3 separate regions of the Homo sapiens genome follow, and regions 1 and 2 are each linked to region 3. The links are chromatin contacts, found by Hi-C or POLR2A ChIA-PET in ENCODE. All regions are on one chromosome and are shown on one strand. The core of a region is the stretch at or near the end of the contact, and the rest is flanking DNA. Distances in the headings are between cores, read along the strand shown. Region 1 has its middle 18 kb from the start of ERMP1. Region 2 overlaps LOC107987046 (a long non-coding RNA gene). Region 3 has its middle 64 kb from the start of RANBP6.

Region 1 (3,246 bases), core at 500-2,999, 230 kb before region 3:
TGCCTTATTGCTCTTAGCAAGCAGACTCGAAATTAATGAACACAGAATCATATCCATGGTGGGATTGTGGATTTCAATCGTGGCCTTGCAGTGTAGGCACCACAGGTTATTTCTTACCAATCAGGAAACAAACCCAGAGTGTTTAAGGAATAGGCCCAAAAGGTCACACAGCCTGCTGTTATCAGAGCAGGCCAGGGCCCAGGTCTCCCCCCCTTTACACTCTGTGGACTAGTGTGACTCTGTGGATCATCGGCATCAGAATTACCCTGAGTGCTTGCTAGAAATAGAGAATTCCTCGAGACCAGCCTGGCCAACATGGTGAAACCCATCTCTACGAAAAATACAAAAATTAGTTGGGCATGGTGGCAGGCACCTATAATCCCAGCTACTTTGGAGGCTGAGGCAGGAGAACTGCTTGAACCTGGGAGGTGAAAGTTGCAGTGAGCCAAGATCGCACCATTGCACTCCAGCCTGGGCGACGAGAATGAAACTCCGTCTCAAAAAAAAAAAAAAAAAAAAAAAAGAAGAAGAAGAAAAAAAGAAATAGAAAATTCCCTGGCCTTCTGGGGTGGTTGGGGGAATTGGGAGGGAGCATGTGGCTGAGGAAACTGAATGTTTAACAAGTTCCTCCTGTGACTCTGAGATACCGTGAAGTTCGTAAACCTCTGAAAATGCTCACTGTCAGTGGTTCTCTACTCTCACTCTACATAAGAACTAGATGAAGCATCAGAAAAACCCAAAAACAACAACAACAAAAAATCCTGGGCCCAATCCCAGTATTCAGTTAATTTGGATGGTGCCAGGCAATTGTATAATTTTGGAAAATGGCTCAAATGATTCTAATGTGCAGTCAGAGTTGGAAACCCATGGCCATTGTGAACAGTGGTACCAAATGCTATACCTGAAAGGGCAGCCACCCTGTAATTCTACCCTAGCCTTCTGGCCATGTCCTAGCTTGCAAGCTCTGAGGAGGTAGGGCAGGACTCTGAAGAATAGAGAATGAATGAGGAACAAGGTTGCATCCTTTGAAAACTCCAGAGCTTTGATCAGTTACCTCACCCTCAATTCAATCCCCCATCCAGGAACTGCCCATGCCCTGACATCCTCCCTTGACTTATTCCCAAAGATCTCACACTGTGTTCCCTCTTTTAGACCCTTCAGAACAAAATCTGAAGATGTTAGCCCTTTTAGGCCCAACATCTCTATGCTGTGCTGGTATCAAGCAAAGCCTCCAAGATGTTTCCAATTTGTGAACATAGTGCATCTTGTAATTGATTTGTTCTTCTCTTTTCTCTATCTACTAGGAAGCTCAGAGCCAAATCTGAGGCACACCTTTAGCAGTCATACAGCACCTTATGGCATACATTTGCTATACCTTATTTTCCTGTCATAGCTTTTCTTTCATTTGTTTCTGTTTACCTATTTTTTACAGAGAAATGTCCTTTTTTGATTTATTCTGACATGCTATAAATGAATTAATTACACTATTTAAAGACTTTTCATCAATACATTTCTCTTTCTCTTGGGTCAGACAGAGAAAAAGAAAAGAGCATGCAAGAAAGATGGAGAGAAGAAACACATGCACACAGATAATATATAGAAGTGGGAGGAGGCGAGGGAGGGTTCGTGATCATATCAGCCTTACACAGGGTGGTGCTCTCCAAGGGGCAAGAGTCAACCTGCTTATTATAACCATTTCACAAGGATCTTAAAGGAACTTCCTTCTATGGTCAAACCCTTTTGTTCTTACTCAGAATCAGTCTAGCTGTTAAGTCTGTGGCAGCTGGAGCTACAAAACCAAGGCCTGAAAGTTGCAAAACTAGGTACTGTGACTGTGAGTCACCTTTCCCCTTCACACACATACACCCCACAAAATTGATTTTAACACACATAAAAATTGAGAAAACACTATAATACTAAATCTAAGATGATTTACAAAGGAATATTACTTAACGAATGGCTTGAAGTAGTTTTTTAAAAGCTTGGAGAGATTTTGATTTCATAATGAGTCAACAAGTCATTTTTTCTGCCATTAAAAAATCTCATTTCTTAATAAAAACACTTAGTTTTTCATGACCTTATAAATAAAAAAGCTCCCATTTCAAAGTAAAAATGAAATCTAAGATTATATAGACGTTTATGTCATTACTTTTATCTAAGCAACATACATACATGCTCAAGTAAAGCAAAAGGTTAAGTAAATTTCTGCAATAAATAGGCTGCTTTTGAAATGCAAAGAACATTATAAAGAATGCAGAATCTTAAGGGTAATCAAGCAGTCATTAAGTTTTTCTTAAGTATTCACTTTAGATGTTGTTATTTCTGGCACAGGTAAGCAGCAGAGTGTTTTTTTTTGTTTTTTTGTTTTTTTTTTCCAGACAGCGTCTCATTCTGTCATGTAGCTGGAGTGAAATGGCATGATCAAGGCTCACTGCAGCCTTGACCTTCCCACGCTCAGGTGACCTCCCTCCTCAGCCTCCCTCATAGCTGGGACTACAGGCATTGCCACCAGCTAATTTTTGTATATTTTGTAGAGATGGTCTTTTGCCATGTTGCCCAGGCTGGTCTCGAACTCCTGGGCTCAAGTAATCCAGCTGCCTCAGCCTTTGAAAGTGCTGGGATTACAGGTGTGAACCACTGTACCCCACCATAGCAGCAGAATTTTTTATGTGCTCAAATACTGGAATCTTTGGTTACTGCCATATCAGCAAAGAAGCCAACCATTTTAAGAATGTTTTATGAGAATGTTCATTAAAAAAAAAAAAAAAGAATGTTTTAAGTGAACACCTTGCAAATCCTAAGGATAGCTATCTATTTTTTTAACCTTGTATGTATTTTAATAAGCTGCCTCAAACATGCTTTTTGAAATCAGGGAAGATATAGAAAAATTAATAACAGCAACTGATAGGATTCAATTCATCACACTGAAACATGTTTTTGTAAATGAGATAAAAATCCTTTCCTGACTACAGGGTCATCTCACCTGTTAGTTCTTTTCACTACAGGGGAGAAAACAAACAAACCAGCAAAAACCTTTTCCTCTGCCCTCTTAGGTTCAGTGTCTGGGGCCTGAGAATTAAACTGGCAAAAGACAGATTAACAGGGGAAAAAGCATCTATTTTATGGACAAAGGAAACGGGTTTGGGCTTCTGGGGGTGAAAAATTGTAGGAAAGTGACTAGGAAGTATACAGGGAAAGTAATGGAAAGCAAGGGTTGCTTTAGTAAGGTGTCTTTATGCCAACTCA
Region 2 (3,465 bases), core at 899-3,398, 220 kb after region 3:
GTAGGCATGGGCAAGGACTTCATGTCTAAAACACCAAAAGCAATGGGAACAAAAGCCAAAATTGACAAAGGGGATCTAATTAAACTAAAGCTTCTGCACAGCAAAAGAAACTACCATCAGAGTGAACAGGCAACCTACAGAATGGGAGAAAATTTTTGCAACCTACTCATCTGACAAAGGGCTAATATTCAGAATCTACAATGAACTTTAACAAATTTACAAGAAAAAAACAAACAACCACATCAAAAAGTGGGCAAAGGATATGAACAGACACTTCTCAAAAGAAGACATTTATGCAGCCAATAGACACATGAAAAAATGCTCATCATCACTGGCCATCAGAGAAATGCAAATCAAAACCACAATGAGATACCATCTCACACCAGTTAGAATGGTGAACATTAAAAAGTCAGGAAACAACAGATGCTGTAGAAGCTGTGGAGAAATAGGAGCGCTTTTACACTGTTGGTGGGACTGTAAACTAGTTCAACCATTGTGGAAGTCAGTGTGGCGATTCCTCAGGGATCTAGAACTAGAAATACCATTTGACCCAGCCATCCCATTACTGGGTATATACCCAAAGGATTATAAATCATGCTGCTATAAAGACACATGCACATGTATGTTTATTGCGGCACTATTCACAATAGCAAAGACTTGGAACCAACCCAAATGTCCAACAATGGTAGACTGGATTAAGAAAATGTGGCACATATACACCACGGAATACGTGTATACCATGAATATGCAGCCATAAAAAATGATGAGTTCATGTCCTTTGTAGGGACATGGATGAAGCTGGAAACCATCATTCTCAGCAAACTATCACAAGGACAAAAAACTAAACACCGCATGTTCTCACTCATAGGTGGGAATTGAACAATGAGAACACATGAACACAGGAAGGGGAACATCACACACTGGGGACTGGTGTGGGGTGAGGGGATGGGGGAGGGATAGCATTAGGAGATATACCTAATGCTAAATGATGAGTTGATGGGTGCAGCACACCAACATGGCACATGTATACATATGTAACAAACCTGCACGCTGTGCACATGTACCCTAGAACTTAAAGTATAATAATAATAAAATTAAAAAAAGAAAAAAAGAATCTGCTGCTCGGCATCCCAAAGCACAATGGTTTAGAAGCCAAGTGTGTCTGACCCCTCCAGTATTTGACTGTTTGCTTGGGGTTTATTGTTTTGCATAATACAACAACCTAAAATGTCTCCAATATTTTCTTTCTTTAGAATATGAAACATGACTCTCCTCCCCTTCCCCGTCTCCCTGTTTCCCCCTAGAGTTTTCTTTCTTTCTTTTAAAAAACATAGAAATATAGCTTCTATCTGGAGCATAAATAAAGACGAGTAAGATTCAATTCTTTTAACGATGTGGATAAAATTAGGTTTTCTTAAGGGCACTCTTAAATATGTGAGCTACATGGAGAAAATATTCACCCTGACACTGCTGCCTTCACTAGAAAAGCTGTTATAATTTGATGGATGGTAAATGAACAATTCCTACAACTGCTGCTCTATTCATTAATTACTGAAGTAGGCTCAGCTATGAGAGAAAGGTAGTCCTCTCAGGCATTAGCCTGCTACCATTGCAGAAACAACTGACCACACCCTCCACGTGGCCTTTGTGTTCTCATTTTACCAGGGTGTAAGTCAGCTTCAAAAGGAAGATGGAGTACGTATGCAAGTTAGAGACTGACAAACTGATCTCAAAGTCAGTCTTGAAATTGCCTTTAAAAATCTTTTCATGTATACTCCCACTCTAGACTTGCCAAAATGCAGAGATTCAATTCAGCAAATTATTCCTCTTTTATAGCCAGTTGTTGACGCTGTACTCTTTATCCCTAAATGCTTGTGAATTATTTTTAAAGTGGAAGGAAAAAGAAGGAACATAATAAACCATGTTAACATTTCTTGAGTTTAAGAAACAATTTATTTTGAATTTTCCTGTTAGATGAAATGGCAGACACTGTTCATGAACTATATAACAGTTGGGATAGTCATAACATCCTTCCTCCTTGTTCATGAACAGGGAGGCTTATACCTGTCAATAAACATTTGAGTTGGTTTCCATTTCTTGCTATTACAAACTGCACTGCTATGAACATTCCTGCACTTCCTTCACATGTCTCTCAGTGCAAATGTGCAAGTGTTTCTCTAGGGGGTGGGACTGCTGAATCATGGTTGGTATAAGCATTTTTATGCCACATTTTTTTCAAAGTGGTTATACCAGTTTATATGCTCACTCAAAGTATATGTGTTCCTCTTGCTTCATCTTCTCACCAACACTATTTATTGTTAGATTTAATTTTTGCCAGTCTCATGGGTGGGGTAACATGGTATTATGTTATGGTTTTAATTTGCATTTCCTTAATTACTAATGAGGTAGAATATTTTAATAGGTTAATTGGCTATTCTGCTTTCCTCTACTATGAAATGCCTATTCAAGGTTTTGCCCATTTTCTATTGACTCTTAGAAAAAGATATATAAAAGTTATGTGTATATCCTGGGTACTGACCTTTTGTCAGTTACATCAACTGTAAATGTCTTTTCCCAGTTTGTGCCTGTGTTTTCATTCTCTTTGCTGTATTTTGGTAAATAAAAATTCTTAATAGAGTTGAATTTATGAATCTTTTCCTTTATGGTTTGTCCTTTTTTCTCTTATTTAAGAAATTCTCTCCTACTTCAAGTCATTAAGACATTTTTCTATATCATTGCTAACAATTTCATAATTTTGTCTTTCACATTTAAATCTTAATGTACCTACAAGGGGTGCAGTGGCTCACGTCTGTAATACCATCACTTCAGGAGGCTGAGGCAGGTGGATCACTTGAGGTCAGGAGTTTGAGACCAGCCTGGCCAACATGGTGAAACCCCATCTCTACTAAAAATACAAAAGTTAGCCAGGCGTGGTGGCAGGTGCCTGTAATTCCAGCTACTCGGGAGGCTGAGGCAGGAGAATCGCTTGAACCCAGGAGGCAGAGGTTACAGTGAGCTGAGAGTGCGCCACTTCACTCTAGCCTGGGCAACAGAACAAGACTCAGTCTCAAAAAATGTTTTTTAATTAAAAAAATAAATCAATGCACCTAGAATTCATTTTTATCACATGGATGGATAGTCAACTTCCTTGGCATCATTTATTCAAACATCTACTCTTTCTCCACTGATTTGCTTTAAGTTTCCATATATGCAAAGATCTATTTCTTACTCTCTATTCTATTCCATTAATCTATTTGTCTATCTTTGAACACGTAGCTTTATAAATCCTAATACCCAGGATTCCAGTATAGCAAGCCTCCCAACCTGTATTTCTTCAAAAATGGCTTGTCCATTCTTGATATTTTGCATTTACATATGAATTTTAAAATTAGCTCTTAGGGCTTAAATACACAATTGAGACTTTGATCAGAATTGCATTGAATTTCATGCTCCTGTGACACTAGC
Region 3 (3,351 bases), core at 683-3,182:
CTTTCTGTATTTTTTTACATAGTAATATCCCTAAAGAGTCCTTCTTACTCTGGTTCCTCTTATCATTCTCTGTACTCTCCTTCAACTGTACTACTTGTCCTGATAACTCAACTGCCCACCAAATATCTCTGCAAAAGCCGCACATTCACTGTGAACTCAATGTGTACAAACCTAAACTCACCACTCACCCCAAACCACTAAATTCTCTAGATTCCAAATCAGAAGAGTCTCTTGTCTCCTCCATTTTAGTAAATGACACCACCAGCCCTCTATAGCTTTTTAGGTGTGGGAATATGATGAGGTTTCTTTTCAAATAGCCTGATCAATCCTTTATTCTTTAATTCATGGTACCCCCCACCCATTTTTTCTTTTTCTTTTTTCTTCCTTTCTGCCTTTGTTACATACCCAGAAACACCACAGTACCGGGCGTTATCAGTACCAGCTCACATTCCTTTCCTTATTTGGAAAGAAGACTAGCTCTCTAGCTCACTGCAGACACCCCTACTCCTTTCCCCTGTCTCCCTTATATGCCCACCTTATCTAAAAAAGGTTCAAATGTTTAGCCAATTGGGACTAGTTTAGATTGTAGGGCCCGACCCCGGCCAATGGGGAAAGGGTACAGGGTCAGGACTTGCATTAGGAATAAAGGCTCTCATGCCCCTTTGTTCAGGTGTGCTCTCATGGTGACCGGCCAAGGAGAAGCACCCCTCTGCGCAAAAGTAAAATTGCTTGGTTAAGAATCCTTTGTTTGAGTGTTCAATTTCCTTAGGATTTTGGGCATTATTCTCAACAATTCTGGTGCCCAAATTCTGGGGCTCAAATACTCTCCTTTGGGAAGGGGGTCTTTGGTCACCTCACCCAGGGGTCCCACTGTCTTGTTATGGTGGCCAGAGGGTGAGGGGGGTCAGGGCCCACCCATTGTGATGAATAAATCTGGGTTCTCAGCAAAGCAGGGAGGAGAGGCTTGCAAGACCGTGGCAATAAGAGGACCAGGTAATTCTTGTGCATGGAAAAAGGTAGGAGACTTCACAAAGGTGACAAAGTATTTCCTTGGTGGTCAGGATAATTTGGAGTTTGACAGTGTGTGAATGGGGCTAAGCATTATGGTTGTGTGGAGTGAGTGAGTCTTCTCTGCGGTTTCGTGTTGCCATCTATCGACTAGGGGCAGGAAGAGTCACAGTAGACAAAGAGAAAGAAGGGTACAAGGAGCCTCCAGAGGGGTGAGCTATAGGATATGCAGGAAACCCTTAACGGGAGAGGCTAAGCCTCCAGAAAGGGGGAGGTAAGACACCTCCAACACAACAGGTTGAACCCCCTCTTAAAGCCTCATTGAGCCTCTAGAAAGAGGGGGGTAGACACCTCTAACAGGAGAGGTTAGAGCCCCCCATAACCCCTAAGATGGGGAATGTTTCATGTAAGACAGGAAAACTAAAGAGTCAAGAGAGCAATGAAATTCCTTCTGATAGCCCCTTGGGGCTTATGCTAAAGTATTGGAAAGATAATGAGAGGACCAAGTATAAACGAAAACAGCAGATGATAAAATATTTTTGTTTTATTTGGGCTCGAGAACCCATCCTGAAACCCTCACTTTTCTGGCCAAAATTTGGGTCAAATGAGGAGCGGATTTGTCAGCTCTTAATTGAGCATGTTAATGATAAGAGCCCTGTTTCCCAGGAAGAAATTGATTACACCCTCTATTGGTGGCAGGGACCTATCCTCCTTTACCCTTTAGACTCCGGAGGGAGAAAGCCAGAAGCCAACCCCTCTGGCAGGGAAAGAGTTCCCATGTCTAGACAACCCACACCCACTAACACGTGGGACCCTCTAGATCACCTTCCTCCATTCAGTGCCCCCATCCCACTCCTCCAGTTCCTGTTTCAGGTCCCTCCCCTGCTTGTGTCACTCTTCCAGCTGCCCCCAATCCCGCCCCTCCGGTTCCCGTTTCAGGTCCCTCCCCTGCTTGCGTCACTCTTCTGGCCGCCCCGATCCCGCCCCTCTGGTTCCCATTTCCGTTTCAGGTCCCTCCCCTGTTTGCATCATTCTTCTGGTTGCCCCCCAGTCCCGCCCCTCCAGCTCCCGTTTCCATTTCAGGTCCCTCCCCTGCTTGTGTCACTCTTCCAGTTGTTCCCGATTCCGTCCCTCTGGCTGCGGTTTCGGGTTACTGCCCAGCTGTTTCAGGCCACTCCCTCACCTGTGTCACTTGCCCGTGTTCCATTCCCCCAGCTGCTGCTGCAGATCCCTCCCCGACCTGTGGTTTCTATACTCATATACTCATATTGCTCCTCCTGCCTATAATCCTCACTTTGCAGAATTACCATCTTGTGAGCCTGCCCCCCTCCTCAACAAAACTATTAAGTATCCCTCTTTAAAGGGGCTTCAATGTGAAATAGAGCAATGTAAAAAAGATATTCGAAACTTTCCATTTCCCTCCACACCTAAAGAGCCAGATCCAACTTTCTTTCCTCTAAGGGTGGTACCACAAGGACAGGGGGTGGCTATTGGCTTTGTAAACTCTCCCTTGACCAGTTCAGAAGTCCAGAATTTAAAAAAGGAGCTTAAGCCATTATTGGATGACCCTTATGGAGTAGCAGATCAAATTGATCAATTTCTAGGGCCTCAGATATACACTGGGCTGAGTTGATGTCCATTTTGGGTGTCCTCTTTTCAGGGGAAGAACGAAGTACGATTCGGAGGGCTGCTATGGTGGTTTGGGAATGTGAGCACCCTTCTGGTCAAAATGTTCCTCCTGCAGACCATAAATTTCCCACCCGAGACCCCCAGTGGGACAATAACAATGCAAATCACTGGGAAAACGTGAAGGACCTAAGGAAGATGATAATAAAAGGAATTCGAGAATCAGTACCCCGAACTCAAAATCTTTCTAAAGCATTTGATATTCAACAGGAAAAAGATGAGGGACCTGCTAGATTCTTAAACAGATTGAGGGAGCAAATGAGACAATATGCAGGCCTTGATTTGGAAAACCCCCTTGGACGAGGAATGTTAAAACCTCACTTTGTTACTAAAAGTTGGCCAAACATTTCAAGAAAATTACGAAAGATAGAAAGTTGGGAGGACCAGCCTCTGAGTGAACTGCTCAGGGAGGCTCAAAAAGTATATGTGAGAAGAGATGAGGAAAACAAAAACAAAAACAAAAGACAAAACTCATGTTTTCTGCCTTCCAACAGATGGCTCCAAATCCATATATCTCTAAGCAGGGCTTTCAAGGGGCCAGAGATTATAAGGGGCCTAAACCCTCCTTTAGAGGACTGAAGCCTCCATCTGGAGGGTCAAGGTCCTCATTTAATAAGCCCCCTAAGTGGTATAGGGGAGCAAGGGCTGAGAATGCTA

What was found. Hi-C counts contacts between places; a loop is a spot of excess contacts on that map. ChIA-PET counts read pairs that join two places held with the same protein, here RNA polymerase II (POLR2A). Pooled maps may share reads with other maps.
Region 1: a pooled map shows a loop between it and region 3 (2.1-fold over the local background). The contact joins two enhancer-like sites. A Hi-C loop is called at or near these places in 1 of 50 pooled maps. POLR2A ChIA-PET finds 5 or more read pairs at or near these places in 2 of 52 experiments (HepG2 and OCI-LY7).
Region 2: a map of lower leg skin shows a loop between it and region 3 (3-fold over the local background). The contact joins two enhancer-like sites. A Hi-C loop is called at or near these places in 5 of 168 maps with a recorded cell type or tissue (GM12878, GM13976, Jurkat and 2 more), 1 of 37 single-sample maps with no recorded cell type and 6 of 50 pooled maps. POLR2A ChIA-PET finds 5 or more read pairs at or near these places in 2 of 52 experiments (GM12878 and OCI-LY7).

Annotation. Positions count from the first base shown.
Region 1 is chr9:5,849,907-5,853,152 of GRCh38, forward strand. It overlaps a transcript of ERMP1 not described here. Among named protein-coding and RNA genes, the nearest start is that of ERMP1, 18 kb to the left of the region's middle. Within about 2 kb of position 1,750, at least 5 of the 41 ENCODE cell types and tissues checked have a DNase peak (open chromatin) inside an H3K27ac peak, as active enhancers do.
Region 2 is chr9:6,300,428-6,303,892 of GRCh38, forward strand. The region is part of intron 1 of LOC107987046 (a long non-coding RNA gene); the gene reads right to left. Among named protein-coding and RNA genes, the nearest start is that of TPD52L3, 26 kb to the right of the region's middle. Within about 2 kb of position 2,149, at least 2 of the 41 ENCODE cell types and tissues checked have a DNase peak (open chromatin) inside an H3K27ac peak, as active enhancers do.
Region 3 is chr9:6,078,424-6,081,774 of GRCh38, forward strand. No RefSeq gene overlaps it. Among named protein-coding and RNA genes, the nearest start is that of RANBP6, 64 kb to the left of the region's middle. Within about 2 kb of position 1,933, at least 20 of the 41 ENCODE cell types and tissues checked have a DNase peak (open chromatin) inside an H3K27ac peak, as active enhancers do.